Regions from separate parts of the Homo sapiens genome. Here region 2 is linked to region 1. A link is a loop called in an ENCODE intact Hi-C map of the cell type or tissue named here. Cell type or tissue: PC-9. All regions are shown on one strand. Each heading gives the region's core, and the rest is flanking DNA. Links, peaks and the distances in the headings are about the cores only.

The links. Hi-C counts contacts between places; a loop is a spot of excess contacts. Peaks named below come from ENCODE experiments on the same cell type or tissue, not always from the same donor. Only the 100,000 strongest peaks of a DNase experiment are listed, where the experiment ranks them.
Region 2: a loop joins it to region 1, with 3.0 times the contacts of the local background. A loop is called at or near these places in 2 of 110 quality-filtered maps.

Annotation. Positions count from the first base shown.
Region 1 is chr4:26,140,980-26,143,897 of GRCh38, reverse strand. It overlaps a transcript of RBPJ not described here. Among named protein-coding and RNA genes, the nearest start is that of LINC02357, 72 kb to the right of the region's middle. In PC-9, for the core only: no CTCF peak of the experiment used is centred there; no DNase peak of the experiment used is centred there.
Region 2 is chr4:26,233,933-26,236,850 of GRCh38, reverse strand. All of the region lies in intron 1 of LOC124900690 (a long non-coding RNA gene), which reads left to right. It also overlaps a transcript of RBPJ not described here. Among named protein-coding and RNA genes, the nearest start is that of RBPJ, 86 kb to the left of the region's middle. In PC-9, for the core only: no CTCF peak of the experiment used is centred there; a DNase peak (open chromatin) is centred at 1,140; H3K27ac peaks cover 1,097 bases.

The DNA.
Region 1 (2,918 bases), core at 221-2,720:
GGAGTGCAGTGGTACCATCTTGGCTCACTGCAACTTCTTCCTCCAGAGCTCAAGTGATCCTCCTGCCATAGCCCCCAGAGTATCTGAGACTACAGGTGTGTGTCACCATGCCCGGCTAATTTTCCTATTTTTTTGTAGAGACGGGGTTTTGCCATGTTGTCCAGGCTGGCCTTGAACTCCTGGGCTCAAGCCATCCACCTGCCTTGGCCTCCCAAAGTGCTGGAATTACAGGCATAAGCCACCACGTCCAGCCTTAATGTGAAAGCTTAATGGTTATTTATTGCTGTGTAACAAACCACCTCAAACTTAGTGGCTTACAAAAATAACAATCTTTTAGTCACTCATGATTCTGTAATTTCTGTAGGCTCAGCAAAGAAAAACCCATCTCTTTTCCACATGATGCTGGCTGCAGTGGCTCCACTGGAGCTGGAAGAACCACTTCCAAGATGGCTCCACTACAAGTAACACAGGGCCCTGGAAGTCATTCATTGGAGGAACTTTGGCTTTTACGCTTTGCGAGATGAGGGTTTTGAGCACAGGAGTGACGTGATACAACTTACCTGTTAAGAAGATTTCCTTGGCTGCTGTGTTGGGAATAAATTGAAAGAGGGATGAGGTGTATGGCACAGGGGGACTGGTTAGGAAGTGACTGCCATAACTCAGGTGAGAGACAAAGGTGGCTTGGACCACTGAGGGAGCAGAGAGATAATCAGATGGGATTGAATTTGGATTAACATGCATCTATGCTGGCTTCTCCTTATTTAATCATATTATTATGAAATATGAGTTAATTTCAGTGTAAGGTTTGAGGTAGTCATTACATAGTGAAATGCTACGCCTATAATCCCAGCACTTTGGGAGGCCAAGGTAGGTGGATCACCTGAGGTTAAGAGTTTGAGACCAGCCTGGCCAACATGATGAAACCCCATCTCTACTAAATATACAAAAATTAGCCGGGCATGGTGGTGCCTGCCTGTAATCCCAGCTACCTGGGAGGCTGAGGCAGGAGAATCCCTTGAACCTGGAAGGCAGAGGTTGCAGTGAGCTGAGATTGCACTACTGCACTCCAGCTTGGGCAACAGAACGAGACTCTGTCTCTCTCTCTCTCTCACACACACACACACATACACACACACACACTCAAAATAGACAAATGCTTCTTGAATGCCTATTCTTTCTCCTGTGCCTGCACAGTGCAGGAAACTCACTGGATACACAAGAAGTGTCTGTAGGTTGACCCCAACAGTTCACTTAACTTAGGTGACATCTGAGCATCTACAAATGAAGACCTTGGTCATGTCCTCTGATAAGGCATGTGTGATACCTGTGAACACTTTGCAATTTAGATTCCTTCACGATAGAGCCAGCTCTTCCCCATCCAAGAGCCTTCTACTCCCAACTAGAGTGTACCATTTCCTAATGATCCTGTTAAGCCGCCACCTTCCTCTCACCAGCTGCCCAGTGAAGGCCCAACAAATGTGGATTGAGCTCAACTGCATCCCACTGGCCTCCACTCTGGCTGGAATGATGTGGAGTGAGATTCTTTAGATCCAATTCCTGGAGGCCTCTGAGTGGTGGCATATCATCCTGGGCTATGTGTGTCTTTTTTCTTTTCTCTTTTTCTCCCTTCTGGGAGACTCCGTGTTCTGCAGCTGTTACATCAGCCAGCTGCCCAGCTGCCAGATGAACAGAAGATTCAAGTTGGTGACTACTCACATCTGTACTTCTCAAAAGCAAACAGAACAGATGCCCTTAGCAGTGGGGCTCCTGGGCTCAGGGCAGGGGAAATGTACCCTGAAGGGGGAAGTTTCCCTTCTAAGAGCTGACGGAGCCACTTAACCACGGCAAGGAACATCGTGAAACAGAACATTAAACTTTGATGAACTGCAAAGCCTCAGAGGTTTAAGCTGCGAGTCAACAAAGATGTTCTAATCTATATAAACACTCTGCATGCAAATTCCGGCACAGCTTTTTGCCTTATTTGGATGGTGTTTTTGATTGCTTCTTTTGGGGGAAGGGGCTCTGAAGGCAAGAAGAGATTCTGCTAGAAGTAGAGTAGAATGGCAGGAACTGGAGGCTGGGAAGGGAAAGGGGGAGGAGAGGATAAGGAGAGGTTGGTGAATGAACGCAAAATTACAGCTAGACAGGAGAAATGAGCTCTAGTATTCTATAGCTCTGTAGGGTAACTATAGTTAGCAGCAATTTGTTGCACATTTTCAAATAGCCAGAAAAGAAGACTTGAATGTTGCCAACACAAAGAAATGACAAATGCTCGAGGGCATGGAAATGCTAATTATCCTGATCTGATCCTCATACGTTGTATGCATAGATTGAAATGTCACTCTGTATCCCATAAATATGTGCAATTATGTGTCAGTTAAAAAAAATAGATGCTGTGGTTTTCTTATTAACTTGGGGGTAGGAAGTGTTCCTGGGCGTTCCGGGCCTGGCTTGGGTCCTGCCCTGGGGCCTGTGCTGCAGCCTGGCCTTCCTGGGTCCTGCACTTAGAGCTTCTTCCCACCCGCAGGAGTGGGGTAGGAAGTATCTGAGTGCTGGGCTCGTCCCTGGCCTGCCGTTACATTCTTTCTCCTGAAGGCTTTTAGCCCAAGGCCTAGTGCTGGGTTAGAGAGGCCAGAGTTGGAGCAGGAACATCCACGCATGAATAACAACTGCAAGAGCAAATTGATTATTTACTGTGGGCTGGACACACCCTCTGAGGACTTATCCTTTCATTTAATTCTCAGCACAGCCCAGAAAGTAGGTAGGATTATTGGCCTTGTCTTATAGACAAAGGGGCTGAGGCCCAAGATAGTAAAGGGAGTTGCCCTGGGTCACACAAATCCAGGATCTACCCCAGACAGTCTTATTCCAGAGTGTGGATTCTTAACCATCTTAACAACCTGCCTGGCTCTCATTCT
Region 2 (2,918 bases), core at 118-2,617, 93 kb before region 1:
CTACCGGTTAGTCAGTGTTTACAATGTACGGGGCTTAACATGGGTTGTTTCATTTAATCTTCCTGATAATAGAGATACTGTTGCAGAAATCTCCAAAAGGGCCCTTGTGTGGTCCCATCCACATTGAGTTAGGGACTGTCTTGTGTGACTAATACACTATCACATAGGTGATGCTGTGAGATTTCCAAGGTTAGGAATAAAGTCATTGAGCTTCCATCTTGGTCTCTTGAATTGCTTGCTCTGGATGAAGCCAGCTGCCATTTTGCCAAGACACTCAAGCAGTACTGTGGAGAGCCCATGTGGAAAGGAACTAATTTGTCAGCCAATGTGAGTGCCCCACCTTGGAAGTGGTTCCACCAGCCCCAGTCAGGCTTTCAGATGAATGCAGACCCCAGCTAACATCTGACTGCAACTTCATGAGAGACCCTGAATGAAAACTACCCAACCTGAGGCACTCCTGAATTCCTGAACTATAGGGATGACTATTGTTTTAAGCCACTAATTTGTGGAGCGACTTGTTACAAGCAGGAAATAATGACTACAGATACTATTAGTATTCCCCATTTTTCAGATGAGGACATCGAAGCTATAAGAGAGGTTAAATTGCTTATTGAAGGTCACAGGGCCTACTCACTCAAGGTCACAGCCAGAGTTTACGTGGCTGATACAGGATGCCACAAAGGACCTCTTTCCTCAATCCCCAAAATATTGCCCCAGAAGTCTGCAATAGTATCCACAATTCTATTTCTGGGCTCATTTATTCAGTGTGCTGATGTGATAATACAGAAAGTTTTGGAACCTGTCCATATTTTACCTCTCATGAACTTCAGCTCCTTAGAGAGTAAATATCATCTACCTGGTTGTGGATAAAATGATTGAATATATTGAAAGTTCAGGCAGATTCTAGGCACTGGATATTTGGAAGTTCCCTTCCCTTCCAATTCCTTCTTTAGCATTGGGCTTCACTTTGGTGGTGAGGAAAACAGAAGGTTAGCTTAGCCAACAATCTGTCATTCTCACCCTAAAGGGAATTAGCTCATCAGGATCCAGTCCTAACTGGCAGGAGACTGAAGAGGCAGGCTTTTTGCTTGGAGAGCAAAGGACAGGAAAACATAATTTCTGAGTATGGTTTACACTGGGAGCAGGCAAGCCTGGCTGGGTGCCCCAGAGAGCTCTGGAACAGCTAGAGGGCATCATGAGAGCCTGGAGAAGGCAGAAATGGGGCCCAGTAACTGCAATTGGGAGGGAACTTTCTTTCACTGATTTGCCTAAGGCCAGTCATTCCTAAATTGCATCACCAAAGATGATCATGGTATAAAGCATGGTCAAGAATAGCTGCTTTGGCCAGGAGAAGCTAAGAAAAAAAAGTTGTAATTCTGTTAGAAGTGTTTTTGTTTTTGTTTTTAAATGTTAATCCATGTAAAGACATAAGTTCTTGGCCCAGGTATAAATACCTTCAGAGATCCACAAAAAAACAAAGTTACACATCTTATTTAGGTCACATAGCTAAATAGAGGCAGAGTTTGGTCTAGAACTCAAAACCTACGTTGTAATCATTATGTTTGATCAAATCAATTTGTTTTGGCTTGAAAAGCACACACATCCCTTCTTCCAATAAACTTTTTCTCATTAACATTGCCAAAGGTTACTTATTTTGAATTTTTTCAGCACTAATAAGTAGTCTGACATACATATTAGATACTTGATTAAGCAAGGTTTTTTTTTGAACACTTACTATGTGCCAGGTACTCTATCACCTGCTAAGGATTTAGTAATGAGCAAAATGCACAATTCCCCTGTTGTTATGAAGGCTTTATTCAGCAGTGGATAGGGTGGAGTTATAAGATAGTTGAGAAACAGGCCGGGCACAGTGGCTCACACCTGTAATCCCAGCATTTTGGGAGGCCGAGGTGGGCGATCACTTGAGGTCAGGAGTTCGAAACCAGCCTGGCCAACATGGTGAAACCCCGTCTCTACTAAAAATACAAAAATTAGCTGGGCGTGGTGGCATGTGCCTGTAATCCCAGCTACTTAGGAGGCTGAGGCAGGAGAATCGCTTGAACCAGGGAGTAGGAGGTTGCAGTGAGCCTAGATCTCACCACTGCACTCCAGCCTGGGTGACAGAGCGAGACTCTATCTCAAATAAATAAATAAATAAATAAATAAGAAAATAAGATAGTTGAAAAACAAAATTATGTAATTAACTACAAGGTGATAAGGAAAAGTAAACAGGAACGGGGGACAGAGACAGGGTTTGTGGAGTAGACTGGTACAATTTATATAGAGAGTGGCCAGGGAAGTTCTCACTGAAAAGGTAACATTTGAGCAAAGACTTGAACAAGGTAAGAAAATGAGCCTGTGGTTATCTGGGGGAAGAGTATGCCACAAATTTTAGTATTACTACGGAATCATTCTCTGGTTCTTTCAGGCTTATATGTTTATTATTCTCCATCCCCTATTAAATTGTCAGGCGTGTGTATTTCATCTTCTGCTTCCTTTGGGTCTAATAGGACTGCTTTCTGCAGAATGCTATTTGTACCACAGACTTAATAAATGCTTGTTGAATATTTTGGTTAAAGTCATTTTCTCACTATTGCCCTTTTTAGGCAAGAAATGAAGGAAAAAGTACAGTAGTAGTTCAGTACTCTGTCCAATATTCTAAATGACTTAGAATGTACAAACCAACATCTAGCTGTACTATCCAACATTCTGGGTTAACATTCTTTGCCTTCCATAAACATTACATCTAAAAATATTTGCAAAAGTCGTGGCTTCTCCTAAATTCAAAACAGGAAGCCCCTATAGTTTCTAAGCTATGTTTATTCACCTCCAAACCCCAAACTAGAATCCACCATTACTTCTTTGCAATTATGAATTTTTTTTTGTACAATGAGCTCTGACATTTTTTGAAAATGGTT